Regions from separate parts of the Homo sapiens genome. Here region 2 is linked to region 1. Evidence: read pairs that join two places in POLR2A ChIA-PET (ENCODE). Cell type or tissue: HepG2. All regions are shown on one strand. Each heading gives the region's core, and the rest is flanking DNA. Links, peaks and the distances in the headings are about the cores only. Region 1 overlaps SLIT1 (slit guidance ligand 1). Region 2 overlaps LCOR (ligand dependent nuclear receptor corepressor).

Evidence for each region. ChIA-PET counts read pairs that join two places held together with the same protein. Peaks named below come from ENCODE experiments on the same cell type or tissue, not always from the same donor. Only the 100,000 strongest peaks of a DNase experiment are listed, where the experiment ranks them.
Region 2: POLR2A ChIA-PET joins it to region 1 with 7 read pairs; 3 of 35 experiments call an interaction of 5 or more read pairs at or near these places.

The regions. Positions count from the first base shown.
Region 1 is chr10:96,998,879-97,003,206 of GRCh38, forward strand. SLIT1 (slit guidance ligand 1) reads right to left here. Exons shown (of 37, transcript NM_003061.3): 35 at 3,826-4,114; 36 at 3,280-3,491; 37 at 1-2,472. The coding sequence ends at 2,234. Among named protein-coding and RNA genes, the nearest start is that of SLIT1-AS1, 100 kb to the right of the region's middle. RefSeq lists an enhancer at 3,067-3,755. In HepG2, for the core only: CTCF peaks have their summits at 1,262 (motif pointing left) and 1,678 (motif pointing right); a DNase peak (open chromatin) is centred at 1,983; H3K4me3 peaks cover 647 bases.
Region 2 is chr10:96,862,136-96,866,523 of GRCh38, forward strand. All of the region lies in intron 2 of LCOR (ligand dependent nuclear receptor corepressor), which reads left to right. Among named protein-coding and RNA genes, the nearest start is that of LCOR, 32 kb to the left of the region's middle. In HepG2, for the core only: no CTCF peak of the experiment used is centred there; a DNase peak (open chromatin) is centred at 2,086.

The sequences.
Region 1 (4,328 bases), core at 1-4,000:
CAGGTGTCCTTTCCACCTCCTGCAGAATGAAGAGGCCTCCTGCCAGCCAGTGCCCTTCAAGCCTGGGAATTGGCTTCTCCAGGGTGGTGGGGAATGGTGGTGGCCAGGAAAGCTATCTTTCTCAGGGTTGGTGAGTCCCAGAGCACCTTTCTTCCAGGGAAGAGGCAAGCTAGCTGCCCTTGAGCTTTTCTGCCCTATCCAGCCCGGTGCAGATGCTCTGCAGGGTCCCACGGTGGCCTGGAAACTCAGAGAGGGATGCCATGTGGGCCTGGGAGAAGCCCCATGAGGCCCAGGCTGCAGTCTACTTGGGGGTGGGGGCGGGCATTGTGGCCTTGCTCAGAGCTCCAAGCAAGTAGATCCCAGCCCCCTGGTGAGGGGCAGATCCTGCCATGAGGACACCTGCCACATTGGGCAGGGCACTGCCCTCTTCCCATCACAGGGACCCCAGGACTCACAGTTGCTAGATTGAGTCCCCATGGCATGAGACATGCCAGGCACCTCTACCCCAGTTCTAGCCTTCTAATCAGCATCAAGGGCTCCCCTCACTGCCCTGGGCAGGGGACAGGGACACAATGCCACTCTGAGCCTCACCTGAACATACACCCAGCCATGCCTCCTGGTCACAGATGGAGGGAGCCAGGGCAGGGACATGCTCACCCCCGTTGCCCACCAGAACCCCCGGGGGTGTGCCCTCTTGGTGAGCCCTCTGGGGAAGGAGAGTGCAACTTTGCCTCCCTTTAGCCCATTCACAGTTTGGCCTCACAAACCATCTTTCTACATTTTCACTGTGTATGGAAGAGAAGACAACGTGGGCAGGCAATCGTATATTCAGGGCCTCTTCTTCTTCCACCACTGGCTCCTTCGTTGCCAGCAACTCCCTGGCCTGGGCCGCTGTCTGTGGCTGGAGCCCCCACTCAGCTCAACTCTTCCCGGGCATCCTGGTCATTCCTGCGATGCTCTGGGATGAGTTCACATCTGTCCATTAGGCCAGAACGTCCACAATCCCCAGCCCCGGGTTAGGCACATAAATACTTTTGATGTGATCAATGTAGATAGATAGATAGATAGATAGGTCTTCTAACTCCTCTGGCCTCCCAAGACCACAGTGGGGGAGTCTGCACTGTTCCTTTAGTCATCCCGCCCCCCACCTCTGGCCATTTTATAGCTGAAGAACCCAAGGCCCAGGTGGGGAGAAGTTTGCCCCGAGTGATAGAGCCAGCAGGGACTTCCCAATGCCTGGAGCACTGTCCCTTCCACTGCTCCCTACTGGCCTGCGGTGTGAAGGACTCTGAACCAGCTGCTCCCAGGTCAAGCACCCTGGCCCAGACCCTCACACCCAGTCCCTCTACCAATAGGTCACCGACAGCTTGTGGCTGACTGGTGGCTGGGGAAGCCCAGGACCAATACTCCTACTGTGGCCAGTGTCTGGAGGCAGATGATGTTTGTTTATCTAGAGCAAAGAACCCTCTGCCCTCTTTAGTGGGGTCTGCCACCCTGAGCAGCCCCTGTGACTGTTTCCTCCACATAAGCCCTCGCAGCTACAGTAGTCATGCTAGAACTTTAGGATTCAGAGGCCTGGTCCTAAGAACCACCTCCACCCACAGCCTCGTTCCCAAGCCGTGGCTGCAGAGCTGCCAGTCAGCCCAGGGGGCAAGGGTCCGACCCTCCCTGGCCAGCAGGAGGCGGCACCCCCGCTCCAGAGCCTGGCCTACCACCAGCAGATTCTGTAGCAGCAGAATGAACCAGGCTGGCTTCCCGGGGAGGCTGACAGTACTTCATGGTTGCCCGCAGAGGGGTAAGAGGCTTCTGGGGCCACAGACCCAGTTCCAAGCCAGCCTGGGCCACAGGCCAAAGGGAAGGGTTGGTTTGGAAGGCTGTCATTTTTCTTCTCCAGATTCAGATAGCAGGTAAGGAGGGGTGTCATCGTTCTGCACTTCTTGGCCTGACCTCACGCACACATTCACTCAACAAATATTTATTAAGCGCCTATTTGTGCAAGGCACTTCCGGAGAGGGCAGCCCGCAGCTCAGGCCTCGCCCACCCCCGCTGCCCCCAGCTATGGCGCAATTTGCTTTTAAAAGGCTGCTCTGGCACCACCCCACCCAGGAGGGCCCAGCTGCCCAGGAGCCGTCCTGTGATGACCTGCACCCCAGCCCAGCTGCTGGCGACTGTCTCCGCTGCTGCAGCGGCTGGGGCCCCTTGCCCGCCCTCACCGGCCTGTCCACGCCCAGCGCTATGCGCAGAGGGCACAGCCACACTTGGTGGGCTTTTCCACCTCCTCGGCAAAAGAGGTCCCATCGCTGCACTCAAAGGTGAACTTCCTCCGCTTCAGCCGAAGGCCCTGGCAGCAGCCCTGGCCTGGGCACGAGCCCCGGCACTCCACCCATGACAGGGGGCGCGTGGTCTGGCAGATGGCATAGCCCCTCTGGACCTGGTGAAAGTCCCGGACAGGGTCCCCCCGGCACTCGGACTCTGGATGGGACAGACACCAAGAGAAAGCCTCAGGGCACACCCATGGGTGAGCTGCTGCCTCCAGGGAGGCAGGAGGAAGAGGAGGAGGAGGGCAGCATCTGTGGGGTGGATCCTTTGGCTCTCAGACCCCACCTCTGTCCCCAGCATACTTCCGCCTCCCACTGACATGCACAAGCTTCCTCCCAGGGCCTACAGTCTGGTCCTAGCGTCAGGGCCCTCCAGGACAGACTGAACTGCTGGAGGGAGGGGGGGTCCCCATTGCTAGAGGCGTGCAAGAGAGGCTGGAGGCCCCGGGGGCAATAACATTATGAAAAGGATTCATGCTGGGGAGGGGATAGCCTAGGGGACCCTTAAGGTGCCTGAGTTCTGGGTTTCTCCAGCTTCTCCCTGCCCAGCCTTAGCAGTCCGGATTCCAGCAGAAGCCATCTTGGTCAAGCAGGCCAGGGAGGGCCTGGGAAGGAGTCCCCAACCCTCGGACTTCCTGCTGCCGCTCCCAGGTCATGAGGTGATGGGGCCAAGAGGCAGAGGTTGGGCCAGGAGCTGTTACCCTGGGTGGTCTCTTCTGCAAGGAGAGACCCCAGCCAGAAGAGGCGCATACCCTGAATAAGGGAGCTGCAGGGCAAACTGGGCCAGGAGAGATTGGGAGCAGTGCCCAGAGGGTGGAGGGACTCTGAAAGCCCCATAGTAGCCCATGGTACAGGGCTGGGAAGGGACAGAAGGGCTGCCGAGACTGGGAGGAAGAGTCAAATTGCTAAAGCAATTTGTGGGGGACCCTGGGGAGGGCACGTCAGGAGGGGGGCCCCTGACCTTGCTCACACAGCTCGCCCGAAAAGCCGGGGTCACACACACAGTGTGCCCCCTTGGTGCCTGAGGCCTGGCAGTGGCCATGCAGGCACTGCAGGCCTCTGCAGGGCTCTGCCAGGGCCCCGGCCTGGTTGCACAGTGCCCCCGAGTACCCATCCTGGCACTGGCAGCTGTAGGAAAGAGCGTCGAGGGGCACGCATTGCCCATGGACACACCTGGAGGAGACAGAGAAAAGGCGCTGTGAGGACAAACCCAGCCAAGCCCCACCTGACACAGCCCGCCCCACCTGACACAGCCCACCCCACCCAGCCCTGACTTCACAGGTCTTTAATCTGTTCCCAAAACTGAAACAAAGGGAGTTGCATGCGACTATGTGTGTGTCCCTATAGGCCTTGTCCTATTAATAAAAAGTGAAAGCCAGATAAAAGTAATAAAACCCTGGCTTAGGCTACATGTTCTAATATGGGTTGGAAAACTGTGAGGCAGCCCTTCCCATGGGGAAGGAACAGGTAGGCAGGGGCAAGGGCTCCCCCAGTGCCCCAGGCTCACTTGTGGCCATGGCAGGGGCCGTCAGCGGGCTGGTCACAGTGCAGGCCCACCCAGCCAGCCTCGCAGTGGCACATGGGCCCTGGGGTGGCATTGGGCTGGCAGATGCCATGCAGGCAGTAGAGCTTGCGGCAGGGTTCGCAGCCTGGCACCACGCCTGGCTTCATCTGCGTCTTGGTGAAGTCCTGCAGCTCGTTGTTGATGTACAGGTTTCGGATGCAACCGTGGAAGCCGGTGCCGTTGAGGATCTGCCACAGGCGGAAGGCAGCTGAGTTGACATCCACGGGCATCCCTGGGGTAGGGGAGGGAGCAGAGCTGGGCTGAGTAAAGCTCGGGCTATGCCGGGCACCCACCCCTGAGGTCTGGGCAGCTCCATGGCCTTCCCTCTTGCCTGCGGCCTCTGTCCTTCATCTCTGCAACCCTGATCCAAGGTCCTTTGCCACCTTGGAGGGCCCAGGCTCCTTGCCCAGAAGAAAGGGAAAAGCTGCTTCCTCTGTGATTGGAGC
Region 2 (4,388 bases), core at 203-4,202, 140 kb before region 1:
AAGGGGCACAGAGCTTTCATGCCCTCCCTGGGCACACTACTCTCCAGGAGCCTCCACATGTTCAGGTATTTGGAAGCTCTCCAAACCCAGTCCTTTTAAGTTTTTATGGGAGGCTTCGTTACATAGACATGATTTTTTTTTCTTTTCTTTGTTTTTGAGATAGCGTCTCACTTTGTTGCCCAGGCTGGAGTGCTGTGGCATAACCTTGGCTCACTGCAGCCTCGATCTGAAGCAGTCCTCCCACCTCAGCCTCCTTTGTAGCTGGGACTATAGGTATGCACCACCATCCTCGGCCAATTTTTCTATTTTTTGAAGAGATGGGGTTTCACCATATTACCCAGGCTGGTCTCAAACTCCTGACCTCAGGTGATCCGCCCGCCTCAGCCTCCCAAAGTGCTGGGATTACAGGCATGCATCACCAAGTCCAGCCACGTAGGCATGATTGGTAAACTATTGGCCATTGGTGATCAACTTAACCTTCAGCCCTTTTCCCTTCTCCAGAGTTTGGAAGGTGGGTTGCAAGTCTCAACCCTCTAATCCTGTCTTGGTCTTCCTGGTGGCCAGCTCCTATCCTCAAGCTACCTAGGAATTGCCAGCCCCCGTCAACTCATTGGTGTACAAAAAGACAACACTTTGTAGTCTCTAAGGATTTTAGGAGTTAAAGAGGGTCCAAGACCAAATATGTATTTCAGAATATCACAAGTATCTTTTTTAAAGTTTAGTAATATGTTTTCTTTCTTTTCTTTTCTTTTTTTTTTTTTTGAAACAGAGTTTTGCCCTTGTGGCCCAGGCTGGAGTGTAGTGGCATGATCTCAGCTCACTGCAACCTCTGCCTCCTGGGTTCAAGCAATTCTCCTGCCTCAGCCTCCCAGGTAGCTGGGATTACAGGCACCCACCACCACATGCCCGGCTAATTTTTGTATTTTTAGGAGAGATGGGGTTTCACCATGTTGGCCAGGCTGGTCTCATACTCCTGACCTCAAGTGATCTGCCCACCTCAGCCTCCCAGAGTGCTGGGATTAGAGATGTAAGCCACCATGCCCAGCCGAAGTAATATGTTTTCTTTTTCTGTTTTTTTTTTTTTTTGTGATGGAGTCTCACTCTGTTGCTCAGGCTGGAGTGCAGTGGTGTGCTCTCAGCTCACTGCAACCTCCGCCTCCTTGTTTCAAGTGATTCTCCTGCCTCAGCCTCCTGAGTAGCTGGGATTACAGGCATGCACCACCACACTTGGCTAATTTTTGTAGTTTTAGTAGAGACGGGGTTTCACCATGTTGGCCAGCCTGGTCTCGAACTCCTGACCTCAAGTGATCTACCCACCTCGGCCTCCCAAAGTGCTGGGATTACAGGTGTGAGCTACCATGCCTGGTCCATCTTGTGAATTTTCTGATTTTTTCACATTCAGAATTCATTTTCTGGGAATTGATTCTAAAAGTTTGATTGCATTGTTAGTGCTGTGGAAACGTGAAGTGTGTGGATTGGGATAGCATGATCAGGTTTTTCTGAGGTTGACCTTTTTCAAGAAAGCATAGACTGGTGTTGTGCAGTCTTTAAACTGCTTTAAAGGAGTTTAGAAAAGTTGCTCAAATTTTGCCCAAAGGCTTGGTCTTGTATTTACCTTAGGCGTTTGCTAAAATACTTTTTCTCTAGTAAGTTTAAGTTGATATTTTTGGTTTGATTTAGTATGTTCTACAGAATGCTAGTTGCCTTCTTTCATGATGCTATCTTTTGTCTCTAACCTGCCTATTTTGTCTTTTGTTTTTGGCACTTTATTCTTTCTGTATCAGTTAGCATTATGTTTACTGAATGTTGGAGGAACTGTTCTGAGCTTGTTGGTAGGAATGTCACTTTGTATGTTTACATTCTGATGTGAAACACCTGTCCCTGAGCAGTTATGTTTCTACAGCTAATGATGCCATTAAATATTAACTTGGCAGTAGTTTATGAACCTTATCGCCTAATTTCTTAAGGTCCAATATCTTAGAAACTCCGGAAGCACATCATAAAATACACAACAGAGATTAAAGGTTATAAGAATAAATGTGCCCAACTAAGAAGGGACCAATAGGTAGAAGAATGAGGATAGGAAATAATGACACAGAGGACAGTCCAACATTCTGAGAGCCAAGTTGAAAAGGAAGTAGATACTCAAGTAATGACTCATAGATGGTAATCCAAAATGTTCTCTGTCAAATAAAGGTGTATTGACTTTCAGTTGATTTTTCAAACAAGGAAAAATCCTTATTTGCTTTGGGGACAGTCTTTGTTTAGATGGTGTGGTTGGATTGTATTTTTATTCACTGAGCCAAATGTTCTGTGAACATCTTTACTAGCTACCAAGCACTATATGGGGATATGGTGATGTGCAAAGCAGACTCTGTTCCTGCTCGCATGGCACTTAGAATATAATGGGAAAAACAGGGACATCAGTTACACAAGGAACCAGATAAAAGCTCTGAAAAGAGACGTTGTTCTCTGCATGTATGTATGGTCATGCACCTCATAACAATGTTTCAGTCAACAACAGACCACATATATGACAGTAATCTTGTAAGATTATAATACTGTATTTTTACTATACCTTTTCTGTGTTTAGGTATGTTTAGATATACACATACTTACCATTGTGTTACCATTGCCGACAGCATTCAGTACAGTGACATGCTATAGGTTTGTAGCTTGCTAGCAATAGCCTAGGTGTGTAGTAGGGTATACCATCTAGGTTTGTGTAAGTACACCCTATGATGTTCACACAACAACACACCTATTGGCATATTTCTCAGACCATATCCTTGTTGTTAAGCAGCTCAAGACTATAATTGTGTGTGAGTTGTGGGGGTGGATTGGAGTAATAGAAACTCAGAAGAATTTCTGAGAAAAGAAAATTTAATTTGAGAGACGAGAGATTAGTAGGTGTTAATTAACTATGGGAAGGAGGTAGGGGAAATGTGGTTGGTAGAAAGGACTATAGGATATCAACGTATATTTTCAGAAGACAGAAAAAGCAAAGTTAGATCTTAATTTCCCTCTTAAGACTCATTCTGGTTTATATAAAAATTTATATTTTCGTCTCACCATTTGATGTACTTAAACATGCCTTTATGAGGTTCAGTTTTGACTGTGGACTGTTAGGCTGTTTTAAAAAAAATTAGGGAAACTGAAAATTGGAAGGGGGCACTGGATGAGTATATTGTTAAAATTTTATGGGAAGAAAAGATACAATTATACCTAGGCACTAGATATTTCTGTAAATCCATAGCTGTACAGTTGCTCCCATTGGAGAAGCATGAAGGCATTCTTAGGCAGACATTCTGTCAGTTTCTATCTCTCTCTTTCCAAAATCAAATAGGAGTGATTTTTTTATCGTGTTTAATTGAGATGCAATTAAAATGTACAGTAGTTATGACAGTTGTATACACCCCTATGGCCATCACCCAAAACAAGAAATAGAACACTTCTGAGCCAGGCGCGGTGGCTCACGCCTGTAATCCCAGCACTTTGGGAGGCTGAGGTGGGCGGATCACCTGAGGTCAGGAGTTCGAGACCAGCCTGGCCAACATGGGGAACCCTGTCTCTATTAAAAATACAAAAATTAGTCGGGTGTGGTGGCAGGTGCCTGTAATCCTAGCCACTTGGGAAGTTGAGGCAGGAGAATTGTTTGAACCCAGGAGGCAGAGGTTGCAGTGAGCTGAGATCGCGCCATTACACTCCAGCCTGGGCAACAAGAGCGAGACTCTGTCTCAAAAAAAAAAAAAAAAAAAGGAAAAAGAAATAGAGCACTGCCAGCCTCCTTGAAGGTTTGCTAATATCCTTTTCTGGCCAATCTCTTACTGCCACAGTAACTGATTCCTATCATTATAAATTAGTTTGCCTGCATCTGGAGTTCATATAAAAGGAACTACACAGTATGTTTCTTTCTTTGTCAGACTTTTGCTTAAACCTAATGTTTGTATGTGGTGCTCTATTTATTAACAGTTCATTCCTTTTTTAGCGGATTTACTGAAATATTCATATAGCATATATTTCACCCATTTAAAGCGTTGTACAATTCAATTACATTTTTACTGTATTCACAGAGTTGTACACCCGTTACATGATCAAATTTTAGAATAGCCACTCCTCATTCTGTCTCCTTCCCTTACCCCAGCCATAGGCAATTATTAGTATACTTTGTCTCTATTCATTTGCCTATTCTGGACATTAGTTCATTCTTTTCTATTTCTGGATAGTATTTCCTTGTACGGCTATACCTCAGTTCGTTTATCCATTCTTTTGCTGATGAGCATTTCGGTTGTTTGGGGGCTGTTATAAATAATGCTGCTATAAACATTTTTGTACAAGTCTTTTTGTGGACCATTATTCATTTCTCTTGGGTACATACCTAGAAGTGG